Linked DNA regions of Homo sapiens: region 1 is linked to region 2. The links are chromatin contacts, found by Hi-C in ENCODE. All regions are on one chromosome and are shown on one strand. The core of a region is the stretch at or near the end of the contact, and the rest is flanking DNA. Distances in the headings are between cores, read along the strand shown. Region 1 overlaps ARB2A (ARB2 cotranscriptional regulator A). Region 2 has its middle 240 kb from the start of NR2F1-AS1.

What was found. A loop is a pair of places that touch in the nucleus more often than their neighbours do. Pooled maps may share reads with other maps.
Region 1: a pooled map shows a loop between it and region 2 (4-fold over the local background). The contact joins two enhancer-like sites. A Hi-C loop is called at or near these places in 1 of 168 maps with a recorded cell type or tissue (endothelial cell of umbilical vein), 1 of 37 single-sample maps with no recorded cell type and 4 of 50 pooled maps.

The regions. Positions count from the first base shown.
Region 1 is chr5:93,800,026-93,803,650 of GRCh38, reverse strand. The region is part of intron 8 of ARB2A (ARB2 cotranscriptional regulator A); the gene reads left to right. Among named protein-coding and RNA genes, the nearest start is that of POU5F2, 60 kb to the right of the region's middle. Within about 2 kb of position 2,375, at least 3 of the 41 ENCODE cell types and tissues checked have a DNase peak (open chromatin) inside an H3K27ac peak, as active enhancers do.
Region 2 is chr5:93,341,350-93,345,298 of GRCh38, reverse strand. No RefSeq gene overlaps it. Among named protein-coding and RNA genes, the nearest start is that of NR2F1-AS1, 240 kb to the left of the region's middle. Within about 2 kb of position 2,343, at least 2 of the 41 ENCODE cell types and tissues checked have a DNase peak (open chromatin) inside an H3K27ac peak, as active enhancers do.

The DNA of each region.
Region 1 (3,625 bases), core at 1,126-3,625, 460 kb before region 2:
TGTTATACAGATGATTTCATCACAAGGTCTTAAGCCTAGTACCCATTTGTTATTTTTCCTGATCCTCTCCCTCCTCCCACCCTCCACCCTCCACCCTCCAATAGGCCCCAGTATGTGTTGTTCCCCTCTATGTGTTCATGTGTTCTCATCTTACATCTTAGCCTTTAGAATTTATCCCTCTTTTTGGGTGGGGGGGCGGTGAGGGAGGAGAGGGAATTGAAGTAGGAGAGTTCTAGGGTGGGTTTAGAAATCTCACATCACTTTATGCCTATATTAATAACAAATAACCACCAAGTAGTCTATTGTTGAATTAAAGATGAAAGCTGTAGTATCCATGAAAACAAAAATTTGTAAAAGACATGAAAGAACATAACAACTTTATATGTATAATGTTTTTGTCTGTTGAAGAGCTGCAGAAAATTACTTGATGTTTAGTGCCAGCTGCAGTAGCATGCTAAACTGCACATGTTCCACCAAGGAAAAAACAAGTCCTCATTCCTCGTGGATAGGCACACAAATTTGACTTTTCACTATCACCTATCTAAGCAGGCACCTGTTATTACTCATGTGGTATAATACTCCATTTCCATTGGAGATTTTTGTGAGAAGTAACTCATAATTGTTAATGCAACAAAATGTGTGTCCATACAATTAGCATGAATGTAAATATGTCCATCTACATTTTATTTCCTTCTGGATGTTAGCGAAATACTGTTATATGTAAGAAGGGGGTTTTTGTTGTTGCTGCTGTTCTTTAATTCTTAAAGATTTTAGTAGTCTTGCCATCATTATGCTTCTTTAAAAACTCAATAGTAAGCATTTTAGAACTTTTTCTAAATTTGAATAGTTGAAGTTTCAGCTTCTGTTTTAACCAGAATTTATTGTAAATGGCCAAAATACCTATCTACTGCTAAACATCATTCTGGAATTCTGTTTATGCCTGCTAAACTATTGCATTTGCATCTTCATCCTTTTAAAGATGGAGCAACTTAAATGCACATAGCAATCTTTTTATAAAAGCATAATTATGTCTTGTGCTTTTTAAAATGAAAAACTAGTCCTATATGCATTATTGGTTTATGTGAAAAAGTAATTCACAAATGGACTTCTGTATAAATACATGTTTTAAATAGCCTTGAATTTTTCTTGCCTTGTACTTTTTATGTAAATAAAATTAAGCAATTGTTTATCGTATTAATTTGCTTTTTATTAGATGCTTATTTGATACATACATACCCAGTCCTCCTGGCTTTTTGGTTTTTCCTGTTTATCATTTTTATTTGTATGGATGTTTTCTTTTTCATTGTGATTTCTTTTTTGCCCCCATTTATGTGTCATCTATGACAAAAATTGCTGTTAATAAATAAGTGACAGTATTTCACAAAACAAGAAACTGACTTTACCTGTTTGGCACATATATCACTCTCTAGATACCTAATTTGTCTTTTAAAAATAACTTAAATTTTCTTATAAGATTTATCAGAGAAAATATATCTTGACTTAAATTTTATAAAATATATTTAGTGTTTTTTAATATTTGAATTTTGTGTTGCATTTTTTTCCAAAGAGAGGATGTATATTTATTTGTTCTTCAGATTTAGGATTCAATATTCAGAATATGCATGGTAAAAGTTATAGCATTTTCAAAATCAGTCTCTAATACAGGCTAAATATACTAATTTCCTAATAACAATAAAAACAGAAAATGTCTAAAAATTCTTTACTGGTTGAATTATAATTTTGGTTGTATTTGAAAACCTTCAGACTTCGTTCTGGCCATTCCACTTTAGCCATTCAGGCCATGCTGCCTGTATTGTGTATTCAGCAGTTCCTATTAGATGTCTTCACAGTGAGTGATTCTGTAGGGCTTGCTGACACCCGCTTCATGCATGGCCTGCTGTGCTGGGTGGAATTTTTTTTCTGAGCTGCCTGAAACATTAAAGACATCTTGGCCATGTCAGTCTGTGTACAGTGTGTGTGCATGTGCCCTCACATGTGCACATTCCTGAGCAAGTCAGTATTAAATAAATGATGTGGGTGTGCTTTTATATACATGTAAAGTCTAAAATTTGAATAATGATGAATTTATCATGTATTAAAACATATATTTTTAATAATTTAGTTCAGCTAACATTAGCAACTTTTCTCTAGCTTTTATTGTCTGTGGTTATTGACACTAGGGGGCACTGCTTATCCTTGGTTGCATCTTTCTTCAGGAAATGAATAAAAATACTCGGCTGGTTTCTGTGCTCTCACTTTAATTAACAATTGAATTTAGAGAACTCTAGGCTGTTTGATCCTTTGTTATTTTGGTTTTATTTCTAATGCCTATATGTAGTGCTAACAAAGGGGGTTGGAGCTATTGGTTCTCACAAATAAATAGAGTATCCAGTGTCCCATACAGTAACTTTTTCTTCCATTGGAAATGTCATTCTTGGCAAAACCAGAAGGGCAAGTTTGCCCAGTGATGAGGCTTAGATCCCTTGCCAGCTGTGCTTCTAGCCAGCAAGTGTGATGAACAGCTTTAGAAATCAAGTGAGAGAAAGCATTCAAGAGTTAGTGTGATTCATTTGGATAAAGGTCAAAAGAAAGATAAGCAAAGGATTAAGAATGAAGAGCACAAATAGCAACAATTTGTACCTTTTTACTTATAAAAATTACTGTCAGTGATCCTATTTGTAATTTTTCACATGTTCGTAGTTCAAAAGTAACTTAAAGTCTTTTAAAACTATATTAAAGATTGCATTTCATTCTCTATTTCAGCTGATCATTTAAAAATGAAAGAGAAAAATTGATGTGCTACCATTCCTAACTCTATTTATAGATTAGAGCTGTGGCTACTAGTTGAAAATCAAGTGACAACATAATTAAGTAAACATTTTCAATCGATAATTATAGCTTGAAATCTTTTTAAAATATAAAGATTTGCTCCATTTATTTTTTAGAATTTTAGTGTCCATTCTAAGCCTAAATATTCATGTTTCAATCTATAGCACCACCTGTAATCTCTAAGGACATTAATAACATTTTTGTTTTAATACGCACTTTTAAAATAAAACTCCCTCCTCTCCCGTCTTGTCCCCCATCTTCCAAATGTAGAAAGCAATCAGTAGCCTAAGGAATATAGACAACTATTTTACACTGTTCTCCTAATTAATTAAACATGCCAGAACTGGTAAAATTTTATATCCTTCTCCTCTAGAGTTATAGCTGTATCTTTGTGTGCGTGTGTGTGTGTGTGTGTGTGTGTGTGTGTGTGTGTGTGTGTGAAAATATGCAGTTAAATCATGCCCTATTTTTATTAGCTAAAGGTATTGATTTTTAACATGAGTAATTTAAATAAAGTATTCTTGCAGATTTTAAAGTTTTCATAGCATATGTTTTACATCCTGAATGAAAAGAAACAAAAAAGATTACCACTATAGTCAAGCTTGGTCTAAACACCAGTAAAATAACTGAATATAAACACATGGGCAGTTTTAAATAAAATTTTTAAATACCTTTGCTTTGTAGCACATTAAATTGATTTCTCCTATATAGGTACTTCAATTAGAAATTATTTAAAATTTTTCAAAGAGAAATAGATATGTGCATTATCCTAGGTTGATTTTTTCTGTTCGCATTT
Region 2 (3,949 bases), core at 1,094-3,593:
CTGGGCGTGGTGGTGGGCGCCTGTAGTCCCAGGTACTCGGGAGGCTGAGGCAGGAGAATGGTGTGAACCCAGGAGGTGGAGCTTGCACTGAGCCGAGATCACGCCACTGCACTCCTGCCTGGGCGACAGAGTGAGACTCCATCTCAAAAAAAAAAAAAAAAAAAAAAGAAGTTAGAAAGCAAATACTGTATAACCTGTATCAGTTCTCTAGAACACAGTCAGGAATTTGATTCTCGTATTCACAGTTATTTTCCCAGCATTTAGAGCTGCATCAGGCATTGTTTAGGTGCTGGAAAATATTTGTTGAATGACTATAAATAAATGAAATGTGTGGATTGCTTAAAAACACTGTGAGTTCCTGAGAGAGATCTCGTTGCCTTCACTATTGATGGTTTATTCTAGCAGTTTAATTTTTTTTTAAAAAAGTGATGTTAAAAAAATAAAATCTTCGACAAAACTTGAATATACAGCTAAAAATATTTAAATTAATGTTTTCCTTATTTTACAGCTAGTCAATGATAACAATAAAGCTGTTATGTGACAAATCAAAAATCTGAAAGCCAGGACTCTGAGTGACAGTGGCAGCCGTATAGCAAAATCCAATTTATTTCTGCCTTTTTATTTTGCTTGCTCCATACTGTATCAAGAAAATATTGGTTTACACAGAAGTGGTTTGTTTTGCAATCTCAGAATACTCTTCAATGAAACTGACTGGGGAGCTTAAGAGAACTAATAGAAAATATTTGTTTCCAAGTTATATCATTAATAGTACAATATCTATTTGCTCACAAACATCATCATCCATTTGTCAGTTCCGAAGTGCTGCAAGCTTTACACAGTGGTAACAGTATTTACAAAAGGGATCCAAGCTAGGCATTCATTTGTTACTGACCACTAATTAGTCAACACATGCCAAGAAGAAGGGTGAAGGAGGGTGCCCTTCAGGTTTACCTGATCCTTGCCTAGATCCCTGCTATGGAGTGAACTTGGATGTCTGCACAAACACATTCTCCCAGGCTTGCAGAACCTTGGAATTCCAAAGAACATTGTTGGTAGGAGGGAAGGAGGTAGGTAGGAGAAAGAAAGCTTCATTAGTCCTTATAAATGGGACTTTGTCTGAATTAGGCATTTGTTCACTTGTATATTCCCAAGTGTCTGTTGAGTGTCTACCGTAAAGAAAGGGCTCCTCTTTAAGGGGCTTAAAATCCAGCTGTATATATAAAACTTATGTTAGGGAAAATGGAGCAGCCAATACAAATAGGATAATGTAGTTCAAATGACTTTGAAGGAATACAAAGAGAGTAATTGGTGTGGGGTGGAGATGGTTAGTGAAGGTTTCTCTACTTGCCAGTTCTTAGAATTGTTTTAAAATAGGAATATTCTTGGCACTCTTCACGTGGCTGTACATACATACACATCATGCAGAGTCACTGTTTTTCATGAAGGATTTAGTTATACAAACTCTGAGAAGTCAAGAGCAACGTCAAAGAAGAACATTCTTTGACTCAGATCTTTTGGGTTGGCTTTAACCGCATGTCATCCATTAATGACTGGCTCAACTTACTCTGGGTCAAAGTGAAAACATATATTAGCTCAATTGGTCTTTAAAATGTTTCACACATCATGAGTACTTTGAGTGATGGGGCACACTTTCTTCTACCCAGTAACTATAGGCTTATTTGAATTTGAATTTACTGACAAGTAAATATGTAAGTTGAATAGCTGGAGTTAAGGAAGCTCACAACCCCTCAATGGCAATGTTGATTTTTTTCTCCTCCCAGTGGTTTGAGAATATGGAGGGAACCTGAGAAATAAGGAAGAAAAAGCAATTTGAAATAAAATAAAATGTTTATAGACTTAAGACCATGAATAAACACCCATTTCATTTGCAGATACTATCACTTTTACACAGGAAAGAAAACTCTGTGATATTCTTCCCTCCTTCTCTTTCAGGCTATGACTGTATCATCATTGTTCAAATTATCATGACTTCCAGAAGGTAGAAAAGAATTAACAATCACTTAATTATTAATCACCTGTAATTGGAACTGAAGACTATAAAATGTAAAGGATGAGAAGCGAGCAGATTAGTGGAATGGGAAAGGAAGTAGGGCTGGGATAACTGCTTTGGGGTTAACTCTTTGGTAAAGCAACTCCTCTCACCTGACTTCCTGGCTGTCTCTCTGCCATGTGGCTTCCCGGGTGTACTCCTGCGGAAAGGAGGAGAGATGTGTAAGGCAAACTTGGTCATGGGGGTGCCAGGAACGGGGAGCTGTACTTTCCTGGTCTAGCTGGAGGCCCAAATCAAACAGCAGGTAAAAGGTCAAGTAAGGTCAATACCAACCAGCCCAGAGAGGCAGCAGCTGCTCTTTTGCCTCGAGTGCTTTTCAATTTGGAAGAACCGAGAAGAGCAGTTTCTCTCTGAATCACTGCTTTCCCAGGCTTATGAATTTCAGAACCTCTTGTACTTTCTGTTGCTTTCCCAACACGGACTTGTTTCAGGCTTCCCTGCACACAGATTGCAGTGATGTGGGCAAACAATTTTGACAAGATATGCAGCTTTGAGAAAACGCACTCTAGGCTTAAAAGGACATGCACTGTTGTTGGCCTCTTTGTAGGGGAGGTGGTGGGAGCTAGGTCTTAAGCACCTGAGAGGGACACCCAGGTCTGGAGTGCCTCCTACGCAGTGGGGCCATGCAGTCAGCATCCTCAGCTGAGCTCAGCTCAGAATTGAAACCAACAGACAGTTATTTTCTGTCTGGACTTTAGAAGAAAGAAAAAAATTGCATATTTCATCCAAGGATTTTTACTCATACTTCTTATATCTGAGTTCGAAAATATTTATTGACTCTATTTTTTATTTTTTAATTTTTATTTTTAGATTCAGGGTCTCAGTCTGCCACCCTAGCTGGAGTGCAGTGGTGTGATCATCGCTCACTGAAGCCTGGAACTCCTGGGCTCAAGTTTCCTCCTGCATCAGCCTAAGTAGCTGGGACTACAGGTGTGCATCACCACCGTGCCTGGCCTGAAAATATTTATTGAAAACCACCTTGTGTACAGAGTGCTGTGGAAGGATGAAGAAGACATTGGAGATCTTCATTCTGTTGTTGAGGAACTACCATCTAAATTGGAGCTGAAAGCCTGTGAAAATTGATGTAAATGCTTATGAAATAGCGGAGAAAGGACAAATGAGCACTTCGACAAAGAAAGGGGAGGGACAGGATATTTTGTGTTTCTTCCCACTCTGACAGTGGCTGCCAGAGGCTGCCTTTCTGCAGCAAACTTCCCATGTTTTCTTTTTATAAGGTTTTTGGCCACCTATTAATTTTCTTCAGCCTTCTCTGGTTGATCTTGTTCTGATTTAGTTTCCTTTTGGGCAAGGATGTGGGTCTAATCATTAACTCAGCCTACAGGCTTGTTGCCTTCAAAGAGTAACTCCTTCAATCCAGGGGGCTGCGGTGGGGAAACAAATATCCAACACTTTTAAAGGAAAGCCAAAAAAAAAAAAAAAAGAATTTAAATTTTGCTCTTTGAAAATAAGAGAAGGGGCCGGGCGCGGTGGCTCACGCCTGTAATCCCAGCACTTTGGGAGGCCGAGGCGGGTGGATCATGAGGTCAGGAGATCGAGACCATCCTGGCTAACAAGGTGAAACCCCGTCTCTACTAAAAATACAAAAAATTAGCCGGGCGCGGTGGCGGGCGCCTGTAGTCCCAGCTACTCGGGAGGCTGAGGCAGGAGAATGGCGTGAACCCGGGAGGCGGAGCTTGCAGTGAGCCGAGATTGCGCCACTGCAGTCCGCAGTCCGGCCTGGGCGACAGAGCGAGACTCCGTCTCAAAAAAAAAAAAAAAAAAAGAAAATAAGAGAAGGATAAAATACTCTATTGTCTGCTTTTAAAATTAAGGGCTCTCCTTTATAACTGGATGCAGCACTTTACTCAATACATATGA